Linked DNA regions of Mus musculus: all the other regions are linked to region 2. The links are chromatin loops, found by intact Hi-C in ENCODE. Cell type or tissue: heart. All regions are shown on one strand. Each heading gives the region's core, and the rest is flanking DNA. Links, peaks and the distances in the headings are about the cores only.

Region 1 (10,487 bases), core at 1,526-9,525, 130 kb after region 2:
AATGAATTAAAAGTGACCAGTGAAGAAGAGGAAGACCCATTCTACTCAATGTTCATCCCTGTTATGTAACAAATAGGCTCAGGGTTAAGTGGAACAGAACACCAGCTCCAGGAACAGGCCCATGGAACATGCCCAGCTGGGTTTGACAAGAGCACCTCAGTAGAAGGAAGCTGATGTTAGTCAACTTCCGGTTCCTGTAACAAAACATTCAACATAACCAGCTGCCAAGGAGAAAGATTTGTTCTGCCTCTGCGATGGAGGTGTCAGCCATTTTCTGTCTTATGGTAGGCATGACATCATGGTGGGAGCAGAGGGCAGAGCAGAACCACTCAACAGGACTAGGAAGCAAAGGGGCAGAGCATGAGAAGGGGGAGGAGACACAACTTGGGTCCCATAATCCCCTTCAAGAGCACATGAACCTAAGAGGTTTTTTGTTTTGTTTTGTTTTGTTTGCTTTGCTTTGCTTTGCTTTGCTTTGCTTTGCTTTGCTTTGCTTTGCTTTGCTTTGCTTTGTCCAGTTCCAATCCACCCTGTTTCATCCCCAGCTCTGTAGCAGAAAATCTGCTGTGGTCTCCCTTTCCTCTCTGACCTCACCCCGAACAGATCACAAAGATCTTCTTCCCCAACCTTCCCTCTCCCAACTCACCTTACCATCCCAGCCTCCAGTACCAGCAGGCATTCACTGGAAACTTAGCAGCAGAGCAGGACAGGGAACAGTTCAACGCCTTGTTCAGTCATCATCAGGGGAGCAACTTCTAGCAGCAGGTGGGAACAGATGCAGAGAAAATGGGATGTCTCTTCCAAATCCCCCCACCCCCAGCTCAGGGAACCCTGAGGAAGAGGAGACAGAGAGTAGAAAAGCCAGAGGGGATGGAGGACACCAGGAGAGCAAGGTCCTCTGGATCAACTAAGCAAGGCACATATGAACTCACAGAGACAGGCAGCAAGCAGAACCCACACTATCTGCACCAGGTCCTCTGTGCATTGTGCTATAGCTTTTAGCTTAGTAATTTTATGGGACTTAGGAGTGTGAGAATGAAGAGTGAGGCTCTACTTGTGCCTTTTCCTTCTGTTAGGTTGCCTTAGCCAACTCAATATGGTGGGTTTTGCTTCATCTTATTATATTTTATTTTGTTTAGTTTGGTTGTTAAGCTTATTCCTTTCTAATGAGAGACAGAAAGGAAGTGGATCTAGAGGGAAGGAAAGGTTGAGAAATTAGTGAATTAGAGAGTCAAACTATAAACAGGATATATTGAATGAGGAAAGAATCTAATTTCAATAAAAGGAAAAAATGAAGAAAACTAAAGGACCTCCCATGAGCCCATCCTTAAGATTTTTCTACCCATAGAGCACAGAGCTGGTGATCAAGCCCTCACCATATGGCTTCTGCAGCATATTTCACACCCAGACCATGGTAGACACTCTTCCATAGCCCATATTAGAACCACTAGTTTCCAGAAACCAAAATGAGTGAATGCCTTCCGACTCTCACACCTTGTATAAAAGTGGTGTGCTGGCCCAAGATATTTATTTAGACAGTATATGAAACTCAGAACTCATGAAGAAAAAGACTGATATGCTAAATTGCATTAAAATTAAGAGATGCAGTTTATTAAAAAGGCAAGATAAAAGCTGGAGAATCCAAGGGCAAAGAGAAAGCAAGCTTTAAGCCAATGGAGTGTGCTTGCATTATATATACGTAACCCCTAAGGAACTGTGTCAAGAATATACAGATGTGTGTGAGGCATTAGGAGAGAGAAAGGTAAGCCTGTAGAGAAGGGGGATTTCCAAATCACTGGCAAACAGGTGAAAAGATAGTCCTTGAGGTAGTGCTAATGTAGCCAACAGAGTGGCTTACCATAGAAAAGAAAGAGCAACACTGAATATTGTCAAGGAGGGACTGGGAAAATAGCTCTCTTGATAGAGTGTTTGCCTGGTGTAAGTGAAGGCTGGGTTTAATTTCTATCACCATGTAAACTGGGCATGATGGTCCATGCCTATAATCCTAGTACTTAAGAAGTTGAAGCAAGATCAGAGGTTCAAGGTCATTCTCAGCTACACAGCAAATGTGAGGCTAGCCTGGGCTCCTAAAGACTGGAGGTAGATCAACTAGAACTTTCAGATCCTGATACAGAGTGCAAATGTGTCCAACCACTACAGAAAACTGGTCATCAACACTGCTAGAGTTAATTGTACCCATAGCCCCATGACTTAGCAATTTCACTGAAACAGAAGCAATCTAAATGTCCACCAGTAATAAAGTGCTATACTATATTCTACACAGTATATTACATAACATAAAATACGAATGAAATGAAGAGCCTGAGGAGATGGCTCAGACAAGAAAGTGCTTACAAGATAAGCATGAGGCCTTGGGTATGGATCTCTAGAATCCATGTAGAACGCTGGGCTCCATGTGTACCTGTGACCCCTTCCCTGGAGCTTGCTGGACAATCTGTGTAGTTGAATTGGTCAGTTCCAGGTTCAGTAAGATACTGTCATAAAATATAAGATAGAAAGTGACTGAGGAAGGGATTCAGCATAGTCCTTTGACCCCCACATATACACAGGTGTAAACACATGAACATACACACACACACACACACACACACAGAGAGAGAGAGAGAGAGAGAGAGAGAGAGAGAGACAGAGACAGAGAGACAGAGAGAGACAGAGAGAGAGGAAAATGAATTATTTCTAAATTCAGCATCGTGATTGAATTTTTTAACACAAGACACAATGGATGATTGTATTTCTACAACTATTTTGCTGAAAGCAGCTTAAGTGAATCTGCGACATTAAGTTCAAGGTTATATTGACCCTTGAGCAGGATAATAGAGATAATGGCTAAGAGGAGCACCGAGCACCTTCAGGGATGCTCTTTCCATCCTATTTCTTGACCTCATCAGCACCAACACGGATATGTTCCCTTGCTCGGAATACACAACGCTTCATCTGTAGTTTTGGACCTTTAATATGGGGGTTAACTTTCAACAATAGTTATTTAAGACTTATATCTGAATTGGTGCCAATTACCACATACAAAAGAGACCTGAAGTTTTGTATGCAGATTACCTTAGAGAAGGTACAAGGATGTATCAACTACCCAGGGGACTTAGACTTGAGGAACTTACTAAAAGTGAGTGCCCGGAACCAATAGCAGATGGGAGCTAGAAAAGATAGCCAAACCTAAGAGCAAGGAGAGACAGATGATGTCAGATCTCTGAACAGTAATTCTACAGCTAAGCTACATTTTGAAGGAAGATGTGGACCACAGGTGCTCAAACCAAAAGCATTACAGAGCGATGTTCCGAAATCATGGCTTTATATGATCATTTCCCCCATCACCATAACAAGGCCATTGCAGAGCAATGAGATTCCCCTAAGTCATGGATTTATCTTTCCATCTATTTCCCATCACTTCTCTTGCATGCAGTGTTTCTCGATTCCCAGCTGCAGGGGTCACCTTGTCATCTTAGCTGCAAAACCAAAAGTCTAGCTAATAATTCCCAGAGGACCTTAGTGGAGGAGATGGAAAGGGGAGTGTCACTATATTACTAAATATTCTAGGCCTCCTTTTCTTTTCTTTTTTTAATAATTTGTTTTTATTCAGTGCCTGTTGGTGTTTTGCCTGCGTGTATGACTGTGTGAGGGTATCAGAAGCCCTGGAACTGGAGGTACAGGCAGCTGTGAGCTGCTATATAGGTGCTGGGAATTGAACCTAGGTCCTCTAGAAGCTCTTAACTGCTGAGCCATGTCTCCAGACCCAGACCTCCTTTTGTTTATCACCCTCTCTCCTTAGTCTCTAAAAAAAAAACAAAATGCAGGGATGTTTATCATACAATAATGAAATAAAAATAAAGTCATTCATCAAGAACCCTGTATTTATTTTCTTTATGTCTGAAGGTTGTTAAATCCTAATTATCCCGAACTATTTTCATACTGCTGAGCAGCCTCCACTTATGAAGTCAGTAATTAATATTCAATTTGCCTACAGCTTTCAGATTTGCATGTTAATTATTGATTTCTTAATCACCAGTATGGGTGTTTGAGGGCTTTGGAGAACACTGACATTTCAGTAAATGTTGCAGAGTGATCGTCTCTGCAGATTGGGCTTTTAAAGAAAACATTGTGCAAGTTTTTGTTTTCAACGCTACTCCACCCTTAGCAGTTCATCTTTTCCTGAGGCATCCGCCTGGGCTTTTAGTTCTGAACTCACACCTAGACAGGAGCAGTGTCACCCCTTACGGTGTCTGCCTGGACATCTTTCCCAGTATCCTCCCACGGAAGAATATGAGAGACTGTGAGGAATGTGGACCACAAAGGAAGCCTGTATTCTGCTGGGCATTGACTTGGGGGCCTGCTGCAGTGGCTGTTCTAAGTGAGCTGTCTAGATTAACCAAAGCACAGAGCTCTAAGGGACTTTAGTTGGGAAACTGAGAAAATTGATAGAAGAAATTTCAGGTAGTGGATGATACCTGAAGTCCAGGCAGGCAATAACATCAAAGTTGTCAGTGATAAAATGTTTCACATGATTCCAGCCAACCATGAGAGGATTCAATGAGAAGGATCTAAAGAATTCCCAGAGAAAAGGAAACAATATGTACTAAATATTTCCCTCTTCTTCCTCCTCCTCTCTCCCCACCATTGTGTATGTGCTATGTTTGTGTGTACAAACAGAGATGTGTGATTCTGTTTGGAGGCCAGAGGTTCTCCTTGGGTTATGTTCCTCAAGATGTTGTTGACTTTTGGGGGGTATTTTAAAATTAGTTTTATTCATTTTATTTTATGTGTATTTTGACTACACATATAACTGTGCACACTTATGCTAGGTGCCCTTGGGGGTCAAAAGAGATCGGGTTCCCTGAATCTGGAGTTACAAATGGTTGTGAGCCACTATGGGGATGCTGGGAATGGCACCTGGGCTGTGCTTTTAACTCTTCACTGCTGAGTCACCTTTCCAGCCCCCAACATAGTTGTTTGGGACAGGGTCTCTCACTGGCCTAGGACTCACCATAAAGCTGGCTGGTAAGTGAGCCCCAGAGATCTACCTGTTTCTGCCTCCCCAGCACTGAGATTACAAGCTCTTACCCAGCATTTTTATGTGGGTTCTGAGAATTGAACTCAGGTCCTCATGTTTCAGTAGCAATAACTTTACTAACTGATATATCTTATCTCTCCACCATGTGCCAAGTATCTTATGAAGTTAACTGTCTGGACTGATGCTCAGAGAGGCACCCAAACTAAGTCAGGATCTATCATCAGAAACTAACACATACATCTAGCTTCTTTCCTGACTCATAGACACCATCAAGGACTTAGCCTTGGGGCATTTCACAGAGTACTGCTCAACTGAGAGTCCTGGAAGAAAGGCTTGAGATGCTAAGTCCATCCAAATAATGATCAAGTCAGGGGACCAGCTGAGAGCCAGGAGTTGGGTATGCATGACCAGACATTGTAATGTACAGAGTTAGAGGATAAGATATTGCCATGGTGTCAAAGGATGAAGAACAGGCAGAGAAAGACCAGCTATGGAGTGGGACAGCTTAAGTGTTAAGACTGGATTTTAAAAATGGGATTGCTAAGTCCTTTGCCTTGTTATTTGCCCTTTGAAGCTGCTCAGACTGCCAAAAAGGTCTTCAAAGGAATGGCATGGCTAGAGCGCTATCACCCTAAAATAGCACAACTGCAGCAATTTGTTAGTGACATCTGGAGTAGGGTCAGTACAGCCACTCTATATATAGAGTATAGCCAAGCATTCTCTGTTTTCATTGTTGGCTGAGGCAGAGAGAGCCTGGCCCACTGTCAGGAGGAGCTTGAAGACTCAGAGTAATAGCAAAGGGCTTTCTTGGGACTGCCGTGAAATCTCAGGCTCTAGATTTATGATGACCACCACACTGTTATACTCAGTGAATTGATCCAGAGAGGCCATTTCCCAGCAAGAAACCTAGCCAACAGAGTGCATCTTAATGTCACTAGACTGTGTATCTTTAAGTACCCCCAACGAATCTTAATGTGGCTTTTAATAAACCAGCTAACCATTTTCTGTCACACAAGAGAAATGGAAGTGGGAGACAGTTGCGGCTGGCTGAAGTTACCCACGTGGTAAAAATGGCCCACTGTTGGGGAAACTATAAGTAGCATGTTTAGACTGGGGCCTCATGCCTACAGTTCTCTCAAGTTCATTAGTGATCCTAGAGGAAGCCAACACTGGCCCCAGGTACAGCTGCCCTTTCCTTTGAATTCTGCTCATTCTATTTCTGAAACATCTTCATCCACATCTGGTATCAAAGTGGTCTGAAATAGCGTTACTGTGCAGTCCAGTCTAACCTTATCTACAGACTCGCTGTGGTCGATGGCGTGCAGTCCAATCCTTCTCCCCTTCGCCACTTTCTCTGACTCTGTAGGCCTTGCAATTCTTCCTTCTAAAATAGAATAAAATACTCCTGCATCAAAGCTCATTTTTACCTAACAGTGTCATCCATATCACGTGTCCAGCAACTTGGGTGAGAGCATGAGCAGATGAAAAAAGATACCTTTATTCACTTGTCTGCAAGGCACCTTCCGGAGCTCTGATGCTCTCAGCTCCATCTTAGGAGCCTAAGAAAACTCAAGCACTCTTTATGCTTCTTGAGCTAGCAGAAAATGGCTGTCTAAAGTCCTCTCTACTCTGATACCCATGCTGCTGTTTCATTTCCCTGCTGTGTGGTGGTTTATTTGGATTGTCAATTTGGTTAAGAGATGCCTGAGACATTAGTGACATATATCTCTGGGTGTTTTTGTGAGGATGGTTCCAGAGAGAATTGCCTGAAATGGGCAGATCTATACTAAATGTGGGCAGAAGCATCCTATGGGCTGTGGTATCAAGTTGAGTAAAAAGGGAGGGGAGAGAAATGGCCTGAGTGGCAGATCCCTTACTTCCTGCTTCCTGATCTGTCTCACGCATGTGCCATCTCAGCCATGAGCTGTTCCTGCCATGATGAACTGTACCCTTAAACCACAATTGAAAGCCTTCCTCCATTAGGTTGCTTTGTTGGATGAGAATGGTAACTAACACACACCATAGCAGTATGAAAACTGCAGTAACCATAGACCCCCTATCATTTATGGAAGATGCAGGTCCCTAGGAATCATGAATTTGGCTCTATCACTCAGGATGCATCCTCACATTCTTTTTTTTTTTAACTCCTAACTCTTGTTTCCTTAAATCCACAGATTTTTCTTTTTCCTTCATTGGTTCAGATGAGAAGGATCTGACTAGCCAAACATTCTTCCAAATCAATTTGTTTAATCAAGATAACTTTACTTGTTTGTTTTTCTTTCTAGATCTGCTATGCCTTCTATTCCCTAGGCCAGGGTCTGGTCTGAATGGTGAGAAGGCACTGGAACAAACAGGAGCACTGAGGCAGCAAGAACAACAGTGGCCAACAGCCATGATGGCCCACCATACACCAAATGCCTGAGTGCCAAGTCAGAGACAAGCCAGGGTGGATAAACAGGTCACCCGAAGTATCAAGCCAAGGACAAGCCATGGAGTTGCAGAGGCTCAGGACACAAGGATGGCCACTCCAGGCTGGGTCTCACTGCACATAGCTTACTACGTCAACATGCCTATGCCTTGATTACACTGTGACCAACGCCTGTCATAATGCAGCTACATGCGTGACAATCCTGAGTAGGGTGGATGGAGCCTGCTCCTCCCTCTCACTTCCTTTATGAGGCAGCACCAGTGCTTGCCGCTTTGAGGATTCACCACCTTTCTGTAACCCCAAGATGCTTTGGTCATTTAACTACAGGGAAGCATCCTCTGTCCCACCCACTATCTTCATTGTTCATAACTCCCCTTCTTACAGTGACTCAGTCCTTTACCATGGCCACCCTGATTTTTTGAGGATTCAAGTGATTGAACCTCACCATTTCAGATTACTTCTCAGTTTCAAATCAATGTGCTATAAGATGAAAGCATAACCACATCTGATAGAAAGAATAAAATATCATTCTCTCTCCTTGCAAGTCACATGTGCAAGGTTGTGGCTCTTCCTCTTTGCCTGTTTCTAAATTTGTGCCTGTGTCCTTGTACTGGATTCCCGGCTTGGTCCTAACCGCCACCTATTCCCATTCCTGGGTTCTAGGATGTACCATGCATTTTTATGTACCATACTGTGCTCCCAACTGTTTTTCAACTTTATTTCTATAAGCCTCCCTGGATTGGGAACTCTGGTAAGGAGGAACTAGATCTTTTAGTCGCTTTCTGTCTTGTTTGAATTTGGGCACAGAGCCCAACACAGTTCAGACCTCCAGTAAAGACAGAGCAATGGCCAAAAGACAGGAAAAGTAATTAAAATCTTTGATCTGGGTTAAAAAATAGAGATCATTCACGTAGGTTCTCCCTGCTATAGTGACTGGCATTCTGGTGTTTTCCTGCTGTTGACCTTCACCTAAGACTTTAACCAATGACCAAAGCCCCTGTGTGCCTATGTGAAAGTGTTAATTGTCAACTTTAAAGAATGTACAAAAACCTGGGAGATGATCCTCTGAGCATAGCTGTGAGGGGTGGGGAGACCTGTCCACTGTGGGTGGCACCATTCCCTAGCTGTGAGCCTGTACTGCATAAGTGGAGACGGAGCTGAGCAACAGCAGCATTCATTGCTCTCTACCTCTTGACTGTGGAGCAGTCAAGATGACAGATGAGCAACAGCTCCAAGCCTCTGCTGCCTTGACTTCTTTGCCATAGTGGACTGTACACTTGAACTGTAATCTGAAATAAATGTTTTCTCCCTTGTGCTGATTTTGTCAGAGTATTTCATCATAACAACAAAAGAATCTAACACTGATTAATTGGCTCTAACATTAGCCTGGACTTGCCTCTGCTCAGCCTGGAGTCTCTGAACCCTAAGTAAATCTCTAGAGAAGAGAAACAGAGATTTTTATTTGAGAAACACCAGTCAAAGGAAGGCTTTGAAGAATAAACTCCCTTCGTCTAACACAGTGGCTCTCGATCTTTCTGGTGCCGTGACCCTTTCATACTATTCCCCATGTTGTGGTGACCCCAATCATAAAATTATCTTCAGTGCACTTCACAACGGTAATTTTGCTACTGTTAAGAATCATAATGTAAACATGTGTTTTCCAGTGGTCTTAGGACACCCCTGTGAAAGGGTTCTTCAATCCTCCAACTGGGTCTCAACCCACAGGTTGAGAACCGCTGATCTAAAGGATGAAGTGTAAGCATTCTGTGGCCCCTCAGCAGGTAACAGGTACAGCTACTGCCGGGCCAAGGGAGAACATTGCTTCCACTGTCTGGACTGCTTGAGACAAGATCCTTGACCCCAGTACTCCTTCCCCTTCTTTGACATCTCCTAGGTCATGAATTTTTGATGGCTCACTTTGGGGAAAGGGTAGTATTACAGAAAAGTACTTGCATTGTCTCCTGGCCTGTGATAAATGGCCGTTTCTGAGCATGTCTGCAGAAGGAAGGAGCTAGACGGTATTAAAGGAATGGTGAGCAATTCCTACACACAGCGCTTCTGAAAGGCAGACTAAATCCTTTCAAGATGGAAAGCAGTGGGTTTACCTCCTTCCCACTTTGGCAATTATCCTTCGGCTGTTCTGTTTTGTACAGTGATGGAGTGGTTATTTGGGATTAAAACAGCAATTGAATCTGTATCAAAAGTAAGTTTGAGATCCTTGCCTCCCTGACAAACGTGTTATTACTGCTTTCACAAAAGGGCATTTACCTGTCTGTCAGAAATATACTCTGTTTTCATTTTGTGTGAAATCCTCTTTACTTCTGAAGACACATCTGTGGGAGGAATGAATACCTCTGACAGACATTCCCAAGGGGAAGTGTGAGCCCTCACCCCACCATGACAGGGCTTGGCCTTCAGCGGCTCCATTTTGTTGATGAACTGCAGTCAGGGACCCACATGCCTTGCAAAGGGAAGCCTGCAGAATTCCTCCTCCCCAGCTCTCTGCCACTGCTCCCACCCCCAACTCCTTCCATGTTATTTAAGGGATTTGCTTTCCTGAACATTCTCTCCAGGTTTTTTTTTTCCTGAAAAAAAAAAATGAAAGCACTTTGCATTTAAAGCAAAGAAAAAGTACTGTGGATCTAACTGAGTTCCCTGTCTAATTAAGTACCTGGGACTCGGGCTCCCTCTGGCTTCTTAAATGTGCCCAGAGATGGCAGTCCATCACCCTGAGGTGACTCAGCTGGTTCTCAGGCTGTGGGAGACATTGTTTGCTTGTGTGTGTGTGTTTGTGTGTGTGTTTACGTGTGTTCATATATGTTTGTGTACATATGTGTGTGCATGTGGAGGCCAGAGGTCAACCTTGGGTACCATTTCTCAGGAGCCATCTTCTTGTTTTCTGAAACAGGATCTCTTACTGTCTTGGATCTCAGAGAGGCTGGCCAGCCTACTCCAGAAACCATCCCTGTCTGCCTCCCTAGTTTTGTACCTGTACCAACACACATGCCTTGGGAAGTG
Region 2 (10,487 bases), core at 1,735-9,734:
CATTTCTTCCAGTGTTTCATTAATTCAGCCCCAGCTTTAAGGCTTATTCTAGTGACTACTTCAAAGAATTGGCTCAGAGAAGGGCAGAATTGTGGGGGTGCAGGACAGGGCCTGGACAGGGCTTCTTTACACCCCATCAAAATGGAGACAGTTTCCCTAGTGGACACCCAAAGTGGTTAGAAGCCAACAAATTACTGTCACAGAAGGAAGCATGTCAGAGAGCAAGGTTAGTCAGGGTTATAGACACCAAATCAACCCATTCTCCTGTGCACACAATTGTGTGTGTGTGTGTGTGTGTGTGTGTGTGTGTGTGTGTGTGTATGTGTGTGTATGTGTGTGTGTGTACATGTGTATGCTCATTTGCACATACACACACACACACACACATACACACACACACACACACACACACACACACACACACACATGCACACACATGAGTATATGGAGACCTGAGTTGACACTGGGTGTCTTCCTCAATCACACTCCACTCTATTGAGGCAGGGTCTCTTACTGATCCCAGAACTCACTGATTCCAGCCAGTCTAGCTCACCAACTTACCTAGAGGATTTCTTGCCCCTGCATCCCAAGTACTGGCATTACAGGCCATGACGTTAGTGAGTTCTGCAGTTCTGGCTCCATGATTGCATAGCAAGCACTTAATCCACTGATCCACATCCCCACTCTAAAACCAATCCGTTCCATCTTGTTCTTTCTCTTTGATGGATGCTGAAAGCATTCAGATCTGAGGGAACAGGACATGGGACTCCAGACCCCTGCCCTCCCTTGTCACACTCCCTTCCCAGAGGACCTTCAGGTCCAGCAGAGTGGCTGTAGGCTTCCACCACCCTTGACTGCCATATTAAGTCCCATTTCAGCAAAATGATCGAACAGAAGTGGAGTCCCTTTTAGCCAGAGGTGAGATTAGTCTATCTCATCCAGGGATTTGTATTTTAGGCACGAGTTATTTAATCTGTTAGCAATGCGAGTAAGCTGATCTGAAGGGTGGAGAGGTAATGAGGAGGGGATCCGCCATCTTAGGACAATTGTGGTAGACTGTATAGGTCATGGATGGGCAAACAGAGAAGCAGGTCGGTGTACAACACTGAGGGAAAATGAAATGGGAAGTCATAGAAGTCATGGCAAGACAGGCTGGTGGTGCAGGCCTGTAACTCCAGCACTCAGGAAGCGAAGACAGAGGAGCACAAGTTTCAAGGCTGCCCTGGGCTACATAGTGAGACCCTGGATCAAAAATAAATAAATATGGGAATGTATGATAGAGAGGGAGGTAGAGATAGGAGCAAATGTACAGTAGTTCTGATCTTAAATGTCCCCCAAAATCTGTGATTCCTAGCCAATGGCACCACTGGAAAGCAGTGGAACTATAAGCGGAGAACCTTACAGAGGGAGAAATCTGGGTTATTGATGGCATGTCTTTGAAAGAAATATTAGTGCCCCATGCCTTGCTCTCTCGTCTACTTTCTGGCCACCATGCATTGATCAGCCTTGCTCAGCCATGTGCTCCTCCACATAATATGCTGCCTCCCTGCAAGTCTAAAAGCAATGGGAAAACAAACATGTACTAAATCCACTGGAAGGTTGATCCAAATAACCTTTTCTCTTAAGTTGAATGTCTCAGGTACTTTTATGCCATGATAGAAAGCTGACTGAGATAGAGGGAGGAAAATAGGAGAAGACGGGAGAGAGATATAAAGGAAGAAGGGAAAGAGGAGAGATAGGAATGAAGTGGGAGAGGGAAGAGAGAGGAAGAAGACATCTACAACTATCAATCCCTCTGACCCTAGTGGACCTTCAGGTCACTCCACTAGGAGTGTTCTTATAACTCACAGTTCCGGACTCAGACACCTTAAATCTCCACCCTCAAATTCTTCATGAGCATTCTGAAGAAATCACCTGCCTGTGAGAACAAGGCAAAATAACCAAAAATGAGGAAGTGCCAAGCTCCAGCTGCTCCCATGAGAGCATACTATGTCACCACTGAGCCACTCAGCGGGGCTGAGAGATGATGGCCCATCCATGCTGAGGACCTGACACTCACCACTGTACCACTGGGTACCACCATAGCATCCATACCTAGAAAGGAATAGAGCCTCCAAAAGGAATCGGTGAGATTGAGTCTGCAGAGATGGCTCCTTGGCTAAGCTCACTCCAGGTCCAGAGGATCCAACACTCTTCCTCTGAGTTTCCACAAACACCCTCAGACACACAGAAATATTTTTTTTTTTTTTAGAAATCAGGGGGGCTGGCTCCAAAGCTCACACTCCACCTCATCTCCTCCCTCTCCCTCCCTCTCTTCCACTCCTTCTCCCTCCCTCTCTCCCCCACCCTCCTCTCTCTCAATGTGTGGATACCCACTCAAGAACCAAGAAGAGACTGGCAAATTTGCAAACACAGATGTTCCAAACCAAAGAAGAATAGGAAACTGTGGTTTGCCAACCCTACCAATTAGAAATGTAAAACACACACAACACCTTCTTACTTTTTCAATCTAATCAGTCACTGGACACAGTTTTATGTTCCCTAATCATTTCATTCATTCCAAAGTGCCCTCCTGTTGGCCTGGCCCTTCAATAAGCACTTAAGAATGGAATGCTTCTTAAAACCAAATACCTGTAGCCAAGGAGTTGACAGAATGCTGGGAGAAATGTAAGGGTACACTCCTACAGTTATTCACTATTACATCTGTACTCATGGTAACTACCTCTGGAATGAGTTAGAACTGTTTATCTTAACCTTCAGGGTAATTCTTGGCAGAAGATATACTACCAAGCTCACTGCACACAAGTAGAGATGCAGAGTCAAAGCAACTTGCAGGTATTACATACTGAAGCAGGGCAGATTCCTCCAAAATCTCTCAAGAGGATAAGTGATTAGCACTTGTACCAGAGATCTCCCCCAAGTAAAGCAAGTACATGATGAGAACAAAGTGGACCCTGGGAATGGGAGGAGTAATTAGATGAGGATGAGCAAGGCCACCAAGAGTACAGAGCATGATGCAATCACAGCTACAAAGGTTCAACATGGCAATTGCCTTGGGCATCAATAGCCCAGCACAGATTTTGTATGTGTGTAGCTGTTGGCATAAGTAAAGGCAAGAGGAAAGACAGATGGAAATGAGGACAGAAAGACAGGGAGGGCTCAGCCTTTGTGGGCTTCCTATCAAACCTCACCTCTCCAGGGAAAGCTAGGAAGCAATGAAGGAGTCAAGGCACAGAGAGAAATGGAAGCTATTTGTGTTTTTAGAGATATGTGAAGATCATTTAGGTTAGGCATAGTAACACATGCCTATAGTCTCAGCACTTGAGAGGTAAAGGTGGTAGGACAAAGAGTTGAGGGCCAGCCCGGGCTACATAGACAGCTCACGGCTTACAGGACCAGACGTTATATAAGAACCTATTGCAAAAGAAACAAACAACATCCTGCAGCGGGGAGGGGGAGCAGAGAGCCTCAGTATTTCTTACAGAGGTGATGTGTGTGAAGATGCATAGAGGTAGGGGGAGCAGGGAGCCTCAGTGTTTCTTACAGAAAGGTGTGACGTGTGTGAAGGCACATAGAGGTGGAGTTTGTGTGTCTTTGGAGGAGAGGTAGACCCAGTAAGTGACTCAGAATGGGTCACATGAGTGCATTTTACATGATCAGCTATGTTGTGGGCTTGATCAGCCCAGTGAACTGGCTTCTCCAAGTGCACACTGGAAAACTAAGAGAAGAGAAACTTCGAATCATGACTTACCACCATCCCAAAGACAAACCTTCAGTGGCTAACTCTGGTTATTAACTTTGTTAGATTAGGAAACTCTAGGGTATTAATGAGACATACTTCTGTGCGTGTCTGTGAGGTCCTTTCTAGAGGGAGTAAACCAAGGAGGAAAAGCCTACCCTAAACTGGGAAGCAAAAATCCTATGATTTTCCTCTCTCTGCTTCCTGATCCACCCAGATGTGAACATCAGCTCACACTCCTACCTTGCCTTGGCCCCATGATGGACAGTTAGCCAGAGTAAACCTTACCTCCCTGTCAGGTATTTTGTCTGTGCAACAAGAAAAATAACGGCCATCCGTTGGTAGCAGCAGACCTCTCCAGTCCTAAGTTCTGCTCTCACCTGCTATTTGCTCTGGATCCCTGACACTTGACAATGTGTTCTAGATGCAGCTGACGATCCTTAATGTTTGCTGCGCCATCCCAAGGGATAAATGCTCCCTGTGTAGTGTCATTGACTGAGAAGAATCAATCACCGTCCTCCTCTTGTGTGATCCTTATGGTTTTCTCTCAGAATGCAGCAAAGTTGGATGTTTCTGTGTGGCTTCCTGGCCACTGTAGGAGCATCATGTTTCACGATCAGCGATGGTTCTCTATAGATGCCTTTTCCATTGCCAGTATCCCCTGGGTAATCAGAGCTAATATGCCTTTACTGCATCTATTTGTCACTCAGAACACATAGTGAGGCACCATGGAAATTTTCCTAAAGACTACATGGTCTCTTAGAATACACCTGAGTCACCCAAGTAGGCCAGCGTCCTCCATATTTTCATTAGGAATACATTCTGGGCATGTGGAAGAAGCACTATGTGTCACTTATAATGCAGAATGTCTAATTGCAGATGTAATAGCCTTCAGAGCTGTTTTCTGTCCTCGGCCATGCTGACCAGCCATGTTTAAGATGATGGCTGCTCAACTAGCTTGCGTCTTAGAGCCAAGCCTATCCACAGTACCCATTTCACACAAGTGAGAAAGTGTGATTATATTTCTAGGTCATTTTTTGTCACACACGACATAGCAAATCTGAACTAATACCCCCCACCCCTACCATACAAACATATACATGTTACCTAGTGCATATCTGTTTCACATATTACACTTCTTTGTAAGATTTAAGTAGGTTGTCCTGATCCAACATCGAGGCCGTAAACCCTAATTGTCGATACGAACTCTTAAATAGGATTGTGCTGTTACCCGAGGGATATATTTCAGGAAGCCAAAATATACTTCTATTTATCTCCAGGTATCTTTCCTAGTGGCTTTGCATGCTTTGACTCAGTTTCTGGCCACGAGCACCACTTCATTTGATGGGTTCTTCCTGTAGCGCTCACTTGCACACACAGTGCTGCGTTCCCTTTGGGACATCAGGACGGTGACCTAGTTTTTCTTTACCACACTCTCACTTCTCACGGTGTTCAGAACAGACTTCGTGCCAGTGTTGACAGGTCCACTCTGACAAGGTCAGGCCTGTTGAAAGCTGTCCCCACATCCTCTCCAGTTCCTGAGGCAAGAATAAAATATGTGTCCCTGCTTTTGAGTTATAGCCAGTCTGGGTGTTTCAGTCAACTACTGTCCCTTACTCGTCAGAATTATCTATGTAATTATATCTTATACATATTCATGTAGTAACGACTTCTACAGGACACTTACTGGTGTTTTCTTGAGACGGACACATGCAAGAGCAATATTTCCTTGCTAGGCTGGTGCCTTCTGGAGTCTCCACAGTCATTTAGATGAGAAAGTTTCTTTGGTTGTTACAGATGGGTTTAGTCAGAAGTTATCTAGCTTCATTGCACCTAATAATCTAATAATGTCTCTCTAAGATCCTAATTTAGCTGATCTGAGTAGTTGGCCTGGGGATGGTGATTTTTTAATAAAGTAACTCTGATGAGGTGGCCAGAGATTCATGAACAGATAAGTGTTAGGGCTGACGTCTAAGCTGTGTTCAACCCCTGAGATCTGCAGTTAACTCCAAATTCTAGAGCATGCAAGAGATTCAAACTCACTGTGTCCTGTGGAAGAAAGCACTAGCCATTTCTAAACATTCTCCCCTTGGGGTTCAACAGAAACTGGGCAGTAAAGGGGCTGAGACCTCATCTGGTCAGTAAGGGCTCAAGAGAGCTACGGCACCTGGATGCAGTGAGATGTTATGATGAAAGAATCAAGGTGAGTTCTCAGTCAGACCAGGGACTGAAAGTAGAGCCCAGAGTGGGAGTGAGGAGGTGTCAGGCGCCTCCACCCGATGCAGCAGCTGGAAGAGAGCTCAGAGTGAGTCCCGGACAGACAGAGTGGCTCAGACCAAGGGAACCAGGGAGAGCCAAAGAGACAGGCCTGAGTGATCCCTTCCTGTAGGGAGAGTAGGAGGTTCCTGGGTACTGGAGAAAATGAGTACTGACCGGGACTTTAATCTAAAGCAACAGGAGTGGGAGGGGCCAGTAGTGGACTGTTACGTCCGGGAGAACCAAGGGCTGGACCAAGTTAATCTGCCTGTTGAAGGACCAACTCCATGAGACAGAAGGCAGAGACTAAGTTAAACATTGGGAGCTTTTAGAAACACGAACTGAGCGGATGGTAGAGCAGCAGGAGCTGGTGAGGCAGGGGTCACAGGCAGTCACCTGTCTGCAGGTGTGACAATGCTCTCGTGGTTGGTGGCTTCACAGGGCTGGATATGGGTTGGCCTGGTTTGAAGATAAGGTGGCATCCATGCTGGACAACAGAGTGGATGCTGTTCCCAAAGTCCTCCTTTCACAACCAGAGCTCAGCTGAGGTCTAATCATCTCACTTGGCAACACATGGTGGAGCTACCCACTGCCAAGTGCAGCTCTGAAGAGTTGGGCTCAGTAGCTGGTATCACCTGGGCTATTCCTGGCTATTCCCGGGTTGTTGTTTGGCAACAAATGCCAGCTTGATGGAGACAAAAGGCTTTAAGAACCAGGAACGGTCGCATGCTCTCCGTCCTTGTTTCCATTTTCCTCTCATTATCCAGTGCCTTTGCTGAAACAATGGCTATGGCCCAGCAGGTCCAGGAGGCTGTGTTAATTGTTTCTCATCACAAATTTGGGCACATCCTTTTCCAATTAAAAATTCTTTGAGCTCAAGGAGAAAATAATTTAGGGCTCATTACTGGTTTTGTATTTGAATCCGCTAACAGAATGTTGAAGTTAATGGAAAACTATGGCAGAACTGGGCTGGAAGTTTGAAAGATGGATTTCAACCCCAGTTCTGAGGTCTACCAATCGACTACGTGATCTAGAGCTAATCATTTCATCTCTTCAGGCTTTTATTTGCTTCTTAATATGAGAAGGTGATTGAAACAAAATGTCAGGACTCTAGGACTCAATGAGGCTGGATTTCACTTCCTTCCCATCTAACACAAAGATCAGGCATATGGGAGTGGCTTGCTTTGCACAATGGATAAGGGCTTGCTGGTTGAATGGAGGTAAAATGGAACAATGGCCCATGGCACACTATTTTAGGGCATTGCCCATGAAATAGCTGCCAGCCCAAAGTGAGGAACAGACCTAAAGCAGGAAATGTAAGTGAAGCGCAAGTTCAAAGAAACAGGAAGACTAATGTTGAGTCTTGCACTGTAGATTCAAATCCTCAGCATCCTTTGGCCCCTAAGGACCACGATCACATCACACTGCCCATTTGACAGGTTAAAGCATGGGAAAGGCCAAAGGTCTCAGGTATAGAGATGGTAAGACAGCTGGAAGCCATCGCTTCTTTCTCTCTCTCATGTCTCTCAGAAGAACAGGAAAAGAAAGTGAAGCTGCTGCCTTAGACAAGGGTCTGGAGTTGGTAAGCAAATGAATTGGTGGCAATCTAACACTGCAGCAAAACACTCACCAAAAGGTTTCGAAAGACATCTTCAGCCCCAGTTCTTAGTCTGTGATCCTGGACTACTGCCCAGCCTCCCACCTCCATGTGTAGCTCAACGACAAACACACGCATCCCCCAAGAGAAGATCAGAAGCCAACGGGTGGGATTTTCTGGGACTCATTTCAAAGAGATGCTAGTTTATCAAGAACTGTTACCAGCAGTGGCAACTGTTAAAGTCCCCTCCTCGTGCTCAAATCATGGAAATCCCCCTCTCCATCTGGCCAGTGGCTTTCATAAGTAATGTTCTCATGAGCAACAAAGACCCTGGTCAGCAGGCTTCCTTCCTATTAAACAGAAACATGAAGTCCAGGTCATCAAAGTCCATGAATTACTATGTACCAGATTCATCCACACAAACCCCTGACTTCACAAGGGTTCCTCTGCCTGGGGGTCTCTTGTGGCTTTCTATAGCTTCTCTCCAAAACATCGGTTACTGGGTCTCCTTACCCAACACAAACAGGATTTTCTTGCCTAACGTAAGGGGTTCTGATCCTGGCTCTTGAAACTCAAAAGCAACAGTTCTGGCAACTTCCACTGCTTTGTTAAACACGTAAGACGCATCTGAATGGATGATGTGTATATTCTAACTTCAGCGTGGGGAAGACATGTATGTAAGAGTGTGAGTCAGCCTGGTCACACTGCAACTACAGCAAGGAAGCAAAGAATGGACAGGAAATGAGGCCAGACTGTGACACCGAAAGGCCTGCTCCAGTGACCCACTTCCTCCATTGAGGCTCTATCTAACAAAGGTTCTACAATCTTGCTAAACAGCATTGCCTGGAGAACAAATGTTCAAACAATTGAGCCTGTGGGAACAGTTCACATTCAAACCACATGCCCCAGGCTTGTGATGCTCGGGACTGCAGTGTTATTGTCAATCAAGGATTAGTTCCTATTATCTGAGCTACACAGTAATGCCCTGCAAGTGTATCCCCTACTTTTCTCATGGTTGAGACAAAAACTGACAGGAATAGTTTGAGGGAGGAAATCTGGTTTAGAGCATAGACCCTTTGTGGAAGGGAAAGCAAGACAGCAGCAATGGCTTAGTCCCTGGAGATGGGAGCTTACAGATGCTCATACAGTGCCATCAGAGAGGGACTCAGAACTCAGGACCAGAATCAAGGTCCAAGCTCTGACCTTTAAGACCAACCCCTAGTGGCCTGCGTCTACCAGCACTGTCCTATGCCCCCAAAAGGTTCCACATTCTCCCAAGACAGTGTCAACATCTGGGCACAAAGTGTTCAAACATTTGAGCCTATGAGGAGTTTTACATCCAATCCATACCAGATGTTTGTATGCTAACTTCCAGACGCTGGGAACACATTATGTACGTGGCCAAGAGGCATGGCAGTGCAGACACACTTAAACTTGATGATCATCTGACCTAAAGTTAAGGAGTATATCCCTAGTTAGCCAATGGAGGACAGTGTGATCACAAAGGGTCCTGGAATCTGGAAGGAGGCAGAAGAGCCAGAAGTAGAGAGAGGGCAGTTTGGCAGCCCATCAGCCCCTGCTGCCAGGTTTCAAGAGGGAAAGAAATAAAAGGCTAAGAGGATACCTCGTGCTAGGGAAGGAAAACAACAGTCTTTCCTAGAACTTCCCAAAGGAACACCACTCTGTGACATCTTGATTTGAGTCCAGTAGAATGCATTTTAGATTTCTGACCTCCAATACTAGCAATCAAAAACAGTAATCACGGGTACTTAAAGTTATTCTCTTATAGTATGTGTATATTATACTAGGTGTCATAGTAGCAAAAAAAAAATCTCACACTACCTATTACAGGATATAGGACATAGCCAAACAGGATATCGGATCTGAGTTAATATTTTTCTTCTAGCTACACAATAGAACAGTGTGGGGCAGGATGTAAACAACCCTTTGTTTACCTTTTATTTCCTGCATTACAGTTTTATGTCTCAATGGCTGTGTCTTGATTTATATTATCGTTCTCACTTTATATGCATTAGTTACAAACAGCTCTTCTTTCAAGTTAATGATGTCAAAATAGAGGTCAAAGGTTTTAGACTTTTCTTTTCAAATTATATCATTTTTTAAAAAAAATGTTTTATTGATTCTTTGTAAATTTCACATTGTGAACCCCAATTCTATGCATTTTCCCATACCCCCATACCCACTCTTCACCATTGTAACCTCCTGCATTAAAAAACAAAAACCAAAACAATTACAATTTTTTAAAAAAATCTCACAGTGGAAGCTGCAGTGTGCCACTGTTTGTCACACAATATACCCTGCTGCCCCGACAGCTTTACTTGAAAATGTTCACTGCAATGAGTCAAGACAATTGTGTTTTTAAAATAACATTTTTGTGTTTGTTTGTTTGTTTGTTTGTTTGTTTGTTTGTTTAATGTGGATGGGTATTTTGCTGCATGTATGTCTGTGTAACACATAGATGCCTGGTGCCTTCAGTGGCCAGAAGAGAGTATCGGGACCCCTGGGACTAGAGTTATAGATGGTTGCAGGCCACCAAATTTACCTGGGTCTTCTGGAAGAGGAGCCAGTGTTCTTAACCACTGAACCACCAAGCCAGCCCAACTGCTTTTTTTCAAAATCAATACCTGAATACAGATTTTGTGTCTGCTGGTCTCAGCCCACTAATGCTATGAGAATGCAGTACTTTGGGACTGTGAGAAGGCTTGGCTAGTAAAGGCATTGCAGCCAGGCCTGCAAGGCAACCTGAGCTTGATCCCTGGGACCTAAAACCCCCGTATGCACACTACATGAATGCACCCACTTACTTCACACACACACATAATTAGCATATGTGTGGTTTGTATAATATATGATATATATCTACGTTTATACATA
Region 3 (10,487 bases), core at 1,353-9,352, 110 kb before region 2:
TCAGACCTGACCCAAGATGACATCTCTAATAGAAACCTGATCAATTAAGTTCTATTCTCACCAAGACACCAAAAGTAGAGTCCCCACACTGAGTAGTCTCAGATGCTGGGTGATCTGAAATGACAAATGTTCAGCAAATGAGGAAAGACACTGAGCTCTTTTAGGTCCCTTTCAGCAGCATGCGGCCACAGAATTTGGCATGCACACTGCAGTGCGGTGTGTTACTCCCATTTATGTGCACCTCCTCCATTAAAGAGTAACACAGTACATGACTGCTCATGATCACTGACAGTGCTTTTCATCCTCAGGGAGAAGGCTTCCTCACTGACATTGGCTTTGAATACGCAACTTTCTTTGACCATTGAAACATGATGCAACCTGCCCCAGGGAAGGCATTAGGGAAAACTACATGGGACAATAAAGCTATCTGTTTTCTTCCAGTAAAACAACAAATCCCAAAGTAAGAGTAGATTTTCCAGTCTGTACCTCACAAAGGGAAGGCATGGAGAACCTGGCAAAACTGTGGCAGCCAGAGGCCACTCCCACCTCTAGGGTTGCTATGAGATAGTGGCAAATGTCTCCCAGACACAGAGCGAGGGTGTTTATTGCACCAAAATGGGCAAATATTGAAAACCACTCCACAACACTGTCTCCTAAAGCAAGGGAAGATGTGAGCGATAAGACCCAGTCTCTGAGTCATGAGACTCATCAGGGCATCTGGGACACTCTCAAGTCAGAGCTGACACAGAGAATAAAAATGTTTGAAAGCAGATCCTATACACAAGTCTTGAGGAGCCTTAGAAAAGCAGGAATTCTGCCTATGGGATCCGGGATGCTTCTGAGAGGGAGAGACTTGGACAAGATGGTAAGAGCTAAGTCCAGTTCTCTCAGAGGAAACTGCACACGTTCAGAGAGGGGGAAACCACACAGACCAATTCATCTATATTTATGCATGAATGCATTCATATATTTAAATACATGCATTTGTATATCTCAATATATTCATATATATTTGTGTATGAGAGCATCCATTCTGAGGATAATAGGTTGCAGAAAGAGTGACAGCAGGAAATTTCAAAGATGAGATTATAAGGAGAGGGATTTCCAAGGACCAGAACGCCATGCTAATATGTTTACAACCTGATTCTTGAGGCATAGAGACTAGGGTGGGACAAGTCTGGGGGTTTCTCACAGCTCTGTGTCTTAGAAATGTCACAGTGTTGGAGGTGGAGTAGAAGGTGACTGGGGAGCACAGAACTCGAACCCGATGACCAAGACTGATTAAATCAGCACTGGGTAATTAGGTCCTGAACTCAAACACAGGCACCAAGAGTGAGTGTGTTTGCAAACTGCCTCAGGCTTGACATTAGAGAAATATGGCTAGGCAATGATGGACAACGGTCATTACAGATCTTGTCACTAAGTGATTGGTACAGTCATTTGCACAGGGGAGAGACTTACAGGGGAGATGGTGATGAAAGCTGGTGATAGGTGTGTTGAACACTCATGGGGGCGGGGTCCCCGGAACATCAAGGTGGAGGCATTTGGTTGCTAATTGGAAGATGGGGAGGAGATCCCGACAGCCTGAGTAGAGAGAGGCTTAGAAAGGTTTCAGAAAGGGCTATGAAGGCAGTGTCCCCTGTTCCGAGAGCTAGAAGATGGTGACAAAGAGGAGAAGCCATGAGTCAAGCCAATGGCTTTCAAGGCAGGGGCTCAGGATAAACAGTTACAATGAACAAAGCTTGAATGATTGGATGAGGAACTAACTGGCCATGGAGTGATCATTTATGGGTGAGGTTGTATGACTCCATGATCATGGAGCCCTGTGGCTTTATGGGTAAACAAAAGGATTCATGGGCCCCTGTTTTTCCTGCCAAGCTCAGCTGTTTGTCCATTTTTAGCATTTATGAGGAACTGTCCTGTGATAAAAATCGGAAGATGCCTTGTTATTCATGAATGTGATAAGCGCCCACATCATTCTTACTTTTAACAATACAGCATGCTTTTAGGAGACCGTGCTACACAGTCCCACAGTAAAAGTCAACCACAATATCCGAGGCAAACACAACTAAGATCTGCCAACATCCAGACCTCCTACACACACTTAAAGTCACCAGGAACCAGCAATGGCTTCCTCCACACGGGATGCAGGCAGCTGAGATGGCTTCTTTATCAGCATCCATGATGGAGGTCCATACAGAGTATGGCAGCACTCATTTAAAATACCTGTCTCCTCCAGAGTCAAGCTCAACACACATTGTGATTTTCTTTAACAGTGTACAGTCAAGAATGGTTGGGATCCAACCACACACATTCTGTATGGAGATCATCCAAAAAGTCTTAATTATCTTGGAGGTGCCCCTACTCCATGACAGAGCAGAAGAGCCCCTGCCTCTGCTTCCATTATAGTTTTCCTGTACTGAGGAAAAAGAAACTCTGGCACACAGACAGGACTGTAACCCATGCCCATCTAAGTTCTGCTGTTGGGTCAGGTGAGTTCCCCTCTTTTTTCCTGTGTATGCTTCCTTATCTTTCATGTTTCTAAAGTGACCAACAACTCCCAGTACCAGAAGTTGAACAGAAATTATTATTCCTGTTCTGCAATTAACAGACATCTCCCAAGTAACTGTCCAGAGCAGCTTCATCCCACAGACCTGACGGTCCACCTCTTGCTGCACCACTGTCTGTGCCACTGACAGTCTGTCTCCACACAGAGATGCCTGGCTAAAGCACTGGCCCATGAAAAATATGTTTGTAAGTAACTATATATTCTTATTTTTAAAACCCTGATTCTAAGAGGGTTCATATCCTCTGGTTTTAGTTTCTCAAACACAACTTTCTAGGCCTATCAGTGTTCTTCCTCCAATTTTTCACAATCTCATGAAGCCAAATATCAATGAGCTGTTTGCCTAATAAATGCCAATTATTCTCAATATTCTCTAACTGAGAGTGACATATGGCTGTCACACTCAAGTGTCCTGATGGGAAAGAGACAGAAGAATCCCTGCCACTGGGATCATCTCTAGACTTCAGGCTGGCAGGCTGCTGGCTATCTATTGAGCACTTCTAATAAACCAGCCCACTGTCTCATCTCAGGCAGTCTTCACTGTGCCACTGACTTGCTCTTGCCCATTTTACAGACAAGAACAAACAAATTGAGTTTTGGAGAATGTTACAGACAGACAATAGAGTAGGCATCACATGAAAATAGTTGGGGTACATTAGTAATTATTTAGAGAAAGGTTACTCAAGCCAAGGGGCCAGCACAAATAAGTTACGGAAATACAAAAAACAGAGTGTCTAGGGAATGTGGTGAGTAGGGAGGGTACAGCATGGGAAACTTCAGTAGAACTGACTGAAAATAGATCTAGAATCTCTTCCACAGACAGACAATGAAGGAAGTTATGTCAAGCTGTCAAGCTTGGGTCTCTAACAAAGCAACAGAAGAGAGAAGTGGGCAGGCATAAGACAAGGAGAGTGTCATGGTCACCGCACAATGGACTGTAAGAACCCCTCCCATAAAAGACAGTTACATCATTTTGCAAGCTCTATGAGGTAGTGAGCAGCTGAATAGAGGAAGCCACTGGGAAATGATGTACGTGTGGCCAGATGTCCTATTCAAGAGAGCCACTCTGACCCGTGGGTGTGTGATGCTGGGCTTCACAGAGCAAGATGCAGGAATGAGGAAGCCACTGGGGAAGAAGATATAGAAGAGCAACTAAGGTGACGGGAGATGAGACTTACGTGGAAGGGACAAGAAAAGAAAAGTGATAGATTAGAGGAAACATGAAGGTGGGTGTGACTTCAGAAGTCGGGAGCCAAAGGGATGTATGGAGAGGACATGTGGGTTTATGGATAATTCTATGTTGACCATGTAGCAAAACCCATTGGTAAGTCCAGGAGGTGGAGGAGTGGGTGCTCAGTCAGCTTATAAAGCTCAACTAAAGCTAGCAGCAAATCCAGTGGCGGGGTTGCATCCAAGAGAATGTTTGCAAGTTAAGCTGATAAATGCCTATGCTCGGCTCCTCCCAAAGAACTTTATGGGATGTGCCAAGAGCTGACATCCCACAAAAGGCAAAGAAGCCTTCCCTGAGCTTCTCCAAGACTGAGCTCAGTCAAAGGCATGAGTATCATTAAACTCTGGGATAAGGAATTTCCAAGGGTCTGACATGGCGTTGAGAACTGGAGTGTCAGTCTGACTTGCTAACATGTCATATAGACTCCCCTCATGGCAAGAGCAGAGAAAGAATTCGACGGCAAATAGTCTGCAAGCAGTCTAGACTGATGGAGGAAACCAAAATGCCAGCTAACTAACTAGACAACAATAAGGGAACTAAATAATCACAATAATAATAATAATAATAATAATAATAATAATAATAATAATAATAATGATAATGATAATGATAAAGCTTTCCTTTGGAATGTTACTTTTCAAAGACTCCAGAGAGCGCAGCACCTTCCAGTGTCAGTACATTGCTCAGTCACCTCTTGCCGCTCTCGCTGTGACTGTCGTCTCTTGGGTAACACCTTAGATAATCTTCAGACCCCTACAAACACTGCTGCTGTGGAACCTCACACACACACACACACACACACACACACACACACACACACACACACACACACACCTGCCTGTCTCACCAGAGTGGGCCATGAGCTCTTATCAAGTGGCCTCAAGGACCAAGGAGGTTGCCTCAGTTCATGCCATCTTCTCAGCAACCTGTCCACGAAGTCTCATGCATAGAGGCTGTGGAGGACCTCAGGAGCCTGGCGATCTAGCCAACAGTCACACCTGTCAGACGAGTCAAAACCAGAACCCAAATAAATCTGCTGGTCTCCAAAGGCTGCCATCATTACCAAACCCAACGATACTGACGTCACCGAAACCTGTACAGAGGCCACAGTGCTGTTCTTCTGGAAGCTGAGACACATGGATTTCCTGAAGAGTTACCAGAGGGAGAACAGGGTAACACACAAGCCGTGCCCCACCGCAGTGAGTCAGGGCTCACTGTGGGCATCCGGGTCCTTCTACGCTGCCTCCCACAGTATCCCCAGCTATTTATAAACCCTATCAGTGCACACTGAGCAGATGATGCTGGCTTCCCTCCTGCACTTTAAATAACTAAGTTCTGGGTGAAGGCAAGTGTTATCCAATAGGGTTGGTCTGGTGCGTTGTGGACTCCTCTCCTTTCTGCCTCATTATCTTGCCGCTCCTTTGTGTTCCTAAACAAAGGAACATGGGCAGACAGCCACAGCCTGCTTAAGCTTGCCTGGCAGATGGAAGGGGGCCAGGCCTCTCCCAAGCCCTTTGGGGAATGACAGCTCAAGTCCTGTGATGGAGCCAGTGCTGTGTGGCACCTCATGCATCCCCTTTGCCCTTATTTTAGGTAAAACCAAAGCCAGAAACATCAACTCACTTGCCCAAGAGCACTTGCATAGGAAAAGAAGCCAAAGTCTTAAAGTTGGCAACCTGGAGATCAAGACGGCTCTTGGACAGAGTAAGTCAGTACTAACACGCTGGGGCAGGGGCTTCCCTCACCAAGCTGAGGGTTCGCAAGAGAGTAGCTGTTTAAAGGGACAGATGATAACCATGAAAATTACCAGATCCCTCCAGAGAGAGAGTTTGATTCTACAATGTGTGTAATACAGGAGGAGGAAGGAGTCCTGGACAATCCATTCTGTCTCACCCTTGACTTGAGAGATGGCTCTCAACCATCCAGTTAATCAGCCAGTCATTCAACAAATACTTGCTGAATGCCAACTCCATGCTGGAGTGTGTGGCTGTGCTGCAGGTGCGAGCATAGACATGGTACAATTCCCCAGATCCCCAGCCAACCAGGAGACAGATAAGAGACCCATGGAAGGCCGTGGACATCCTCCACACCTGTGTTTCCCTCATCTTAGCTGGAAGACAGCTGGAACCTGTGCCATCCTTATGGTATCTCAATGGAGTCTCAACACCGTTGAAATATTCATTGGTAACACAGCCTGTCCCTGAGGAGCTTGTCCTTCAAGATACTGGTAGCCTCCAAATGTCTGCTTTCTGCTGATGTTCCCTAGGCAGTCGTGCCATGCTGAGCCTGTCCAAGGATGAAAAATGGATAGATGTAGAGACAGGAGGCAAGGGGCAGTAGGGCTGACTGGTTCGGATCCTGACTTCACTACTGTCTTACTGAGTGACCTCAGAACAGCCTGTCAACATCTCTGAACTGCCATTTCCTCCTCATTGAGTTAAGACAGAGAAGAGAACTCTACGGGATCCCTTCAAATGTCCCATGGACATCTCTGTCCAACTCTCAGTCTACAGCGTAGGCTTTTTATATAATAAGGAAGATGGAGTGTGAACAGATACTAGACCAGGGTACTGTGGTTTTGTGGGGAAAGACAGGGGAGTCTGAGCAGGCAAGCTGGCTCGTATCTAGTGTCCCTGAGCATTTTGGGCACTCCGGTAAGCTTTCTAGCTCAGAGAAGCCTCAGTTTACCCACCAGGAACACCCTGACTTGGGTACATAGGAAAGCTTAGGTGCAATCCCTGCCCCTTTCTTCCACTGCTGCCTCTGTGATACAGTGAGAACAAGCCCCAGTGCCCCAGGCCTGGCTCTTCATTCCCATGGGCTACTGTCCAAGTGTCAGTTCCCAAGCTCACACCCACTCGTTCTCAGGAGGCAGAGCCCTGCACTGCCAGAGTCAGGCCAAGATGGCTGCTTGCCCGTCTGAGTCCTACGGCTGCCCTGCCGGAACTTCTTTCCAACTTGATCCTCTGCCTTCCTCTAATATACCCGTACTACGTGCTGGTATTGCAGCACTGCCTCCTAGCTCTTCCCCTAAAGTGCATTTTCTGCCAAGCCTCTCCTCCTGCTGTGTGTAACTGGAGACCATTGCATACAAAGTTCTGATTTGACCCCGGAGACCTTGCAGCAGTAGACACTTGCAGCTCATATATGCTTTACAGTCTACTCCTGGCCTCCTCCAGCTCTGCTTCTGGAGCACTAAGGAGTGATGCATGAAATCCCAATGCATTTGCTATGCACTGATGTGTCCCTACACAGTGTCAATCCCCATTTCTTCCATGCCTAGAAACAAACAATGATTTCCAGGTGATACTAAGCAAGCCTGTCATTCAACCTGTGTTCTCCCTCTAGATACCCATACATACCAAACTTTTATGGAACCTGGACAGAGAACAATATGGCATAATAAGGCCATAGGCTACTTTGGACACACACTGGGCTGTGTTCTAGGCTATGCTTGCTGAACTCAAGGTTCTCTGGTTATCTGTATTTTACAGGCAAGAAACGTCCTTGTATTAATCTTCATTCACATATACTGGATATAGAATTGTGCTTTAGTTTCCTCTTGGCTGTGGTAAAATACCATATTAAAGCAACCTAGAGGAGAAAGGCTTTATTATAACCTGAAATTCCATCACTGTGGTTAAGTCAAGGTGGCAGAAACTTGAAGCAGTCATCACATCACACCACAGTTAAGAGAGGAGAGGAAAGAATTCATGCCTGCCTGCCAATGCCCAGCTTCCTCTGCACACTTACACTGTAGGACTCCATGCCTAGGGATATGGTCTTCTCATAGCAATTAACACGATGAAGGCAATCCCCCATAGACATTCCCACAGACAAATCTGATCTCCAGACTCTCATCCCAAGTAATTCTAGAGTGTATGCAATTTACAATTAAAACCAACCTTCACAAATCACCCACGAGATTGGAGCACTTTTCTGGGGGGGTCTAAGGGGTTGTTCCCAAAGGGGATATACTGAGGAAGTTCCCTGGGCTGAGTGGCTGCATGGAATCAAACAGGGAAAAGGCAAGAAGCCAGTTGTCTGTTAGTTATACCGCTGTGATAAAACAACATGACCAAATGCAACTGTGGGAGGAAAGGGGTTTTTTCAGCTTATAATACTCAAGTCACAATCCATCACTGACCAAAGTCAGGGTAGGAACTTCAGGCAGGAACGATGTGGTGGGAACTGCAGCAGAGGTCATAAAGGCACACTGTTTACTGGTTAGCTCCTCATGGCTTTCTCTCTTTGCTTTCCTATAGTGTCCAGGGCTGACTGCCCAGAGATGGCATCTCCACAGTGGACGGGCCCTTCCACATCAATCATTAATCAAGAAAACGCCTACAGACTTCCATCTACACGCCAATCTTATGGAAAAATATTCTCAAGTAAAACTTCCTCTTCCCATATATACTTAGGTATTTGTGTCGACTTGACTCCTCTTTTTTGAGACAGGCTCCTCTGTAGCTCAGGCTGCCCTCAAATTCCCTAAGTCAACAATGATGTTGATCCTCCTTCCTCTGGCTCCCAGTGGCTATCATGGGATCCGATGCCCTTTCCTGGCACACAAGTGTGTATGCAGATAGAGTACTTATATACATAAAATTACAAAAATTAAAAGGAGTGAGATTCTGTATTTTTTCTTAAAAGAAGCCAGCTAGAACCTTTCACAACTCCTTGCCTTTAGACATAATAATTGAAACCAAGAAACCCCTCCTACCAATCCCAACATGCCACTCAACTCCAGCTAGAATGAATGATGAATCACCAAAGAAAAGAGAATTTACTGAATCTGGGGTGTAGCTCAACTGGCATAGTGCTAACATACACAAGTCCCTGACTAAACTCAGTCCCCAGCACCACATAAACTGGGTGTGGTGAGCATGCCTCTAATTCCAGCACTTGGGAGCCAGATGGAGGAAGAGGGTCAAGACTACTGTTGCCTTAAGGAATTTGAGGGCATCCTGAGCTAGAGAAGAGCCTGTCTCAATCAATCAATCAATCAATCAACCAATAAAATAAAATAAAATAAAATAAAATAAAATAAAATAAAATAAAATAAAATAAAATGGAGTTTATCTGCCTCATTTACTTTCACACCAGGGAGTCACTGCCTTGGAAAACAATGACAGAATTGTCATGAAGTTGAACTTCAAGGCAACTTTTCTCTTTTTCTTTTTCTTTTCTTTTTTTTTTCTTGAGACATGATGTCACATCACCTAGATTGGCCTCAAACTCCCTCTTGATCTCTTGTCTCCATCTCCCTAGAGCTGGGATGACAGATTTGCTTGGCCATGCCCAGCTGTTCCAGGCAGAATTTTAAGGAAAGAAAGAACAACCAATAGGATGAGTTACCACTCCCATCAGGTTTCTCGGATGTTCAAGAGTATCCCAGCGTTCCCAAGGTCTGTTCACCACTTCCCATAGTGACAGTGAGGAAAATCTACACTCTTGCTTCACATAAAAAACACACTACTCACCAGGGTCAGACATCATGGCAAACACATCATGGATAGTCGATGTGCTGATCCTCATAAGAACTCCATGTCCTGCTCACCCTAGGAGCCTTGTGAAACCTTCAAGATAGGTTGACAAGTCACTCAGAACACAAATCCTTTATTTCCCCACACCACAGGAGGCTAAAATTGTGGTCACCGGTAGACAGGCAATGGCATTTTATAAACAGCAGAGTTTACAGCTCTGTCTGATGTCCAGATGGGGAAGCTGAAGACAAGAGATTGTTCCCTGTGTCTCCAGTGCTGCCCCAGATGGGCAGAAGTCAGATTCAAGACTTTGTGATTTAATAGAAGTAGCTTGGGCTGGCCAGACCGCTGGGGACAGCTCATGACACTGAACCTCTGCAACCCTGGACTTCCTGAAATAGTCACTGTAGGATTTTCGTAAAATGCTGATCCAGGACCACACCCCAGACCTGTGATCAGACTCTGGGAATGTGGGATATGGATGGGTGGATATAATCCATACACAGGGCTTTACAAGCTGCTCCGCGTGTTCTGATGATCTCAGAATCTAGAACTCTACCAGAAAAATCTCACATCTATTTGCTGTGGATCTGGGCACCATGTACCTTGAGCAATAGGACTCAGCCACCAGAATGCAGTATGTGCTATAGCCCAGTTCTGCAGCAAAGTTAAATCTGATATTAACATGATATAAGAATCTAACAATGGTGGACACCATTTACTGCATATGTGCCAGACATGAGGCCAACCTGTTCATTCTCATCCCCTCCATCCCAGGCTAGAGTTCTCATGACCTTGTTTTGAAGATGGTGAAATAGAGGCTTGGGGAGTTGGAATAACTGCTTCCCAAATGCTGTGATGAAACTCATGACCAAGTTGGAGAGGAAAGGGTTTATTTGGCTTACATTACTATATTGCTGTTCATCATTGAAGGAAGTCAGGACAGGAGGCAGGAGCTAATGCAGAAGCCATGTTTACTGTCTTGTTTCCCATGACTTGTTCACAGTGCTTTCTTATAGAACTCAGGACCACCAGCCCAGGGGAAGCACTGTCTACAATAGGCTGGGCCCTCCATCATCAATCACTAATTAAGAAAATACCCTACAGTTGGACTCATTTTCTCAGTTGAGGCTCCCTCCCTGCAGATAATTCATTTGTGTGTCAAGTTGACACAAGACTAGCCAGCACATCCAGGCTGCTGAAG

Evidence for each region. Peaks named below come from ENCODE experiments on the same cell type or tissue, not always from the same donor. Only the 100,000 strongest peaks of a DNase experiment are listed, where the experiment ranks them.
Region 1: it touches region 2 in a loop (2.7-fold over the local background); 5 of 42 quality-filtered maps call a loop at or near these places.
Region 3: a loop joins it to region 2, with 2.3 times the contacts of the local background. A loop is called at or near these places in 2 of 42 quality-filtered maps.

The regions. Positions count from the first base shown.
Region 1 is chr7:111,927,183-111,937,669 of GRCm38, forward strand. No RefSeq gene overlaps it. Among named protein-coding and RNA genes, the nearest start is that of Gm33204, 77 kb to the right of the region's middle. In heart, for the core only: no CTCF peak of the experiment used is centred there; no DNase peak of the experiment used is centred there; H3K27ac peaks cover 826 bases.
Region 2 is chr7:111,792,615-111,803,101 of GRCm38, forward strand. No RefSeq gene overlaps it. Among named protein-coding and RNA genes, the nearest start is that of Galnt18, 18 kb to the left of the region's middle. In heart, for the core only: no CTCF peak of the experiment used is centred there; DNase peaks (open chromatin) are centred at 5,207 and 6,577; H3K27me3 peaks cover 319 bases.
Region 3 is chr7:111,687,813-111,698,299 of GRCm38, forward strand. All of the region lies in intron 1 of Galnt18 (polypeptide N-acetylgalactosaminyltransferase 18), which reads right to left. Among named protein-coding and RNA genes, the nearest start is that of Galnt18, 87 kb to the right of the region's middle. In heart, for the core only: no CTCF peak of the experiment used is centred there; DNase peaks (open chromatin) are centred at 5,149 and 6,659; H3K27ac peaks cover 1,718 bases.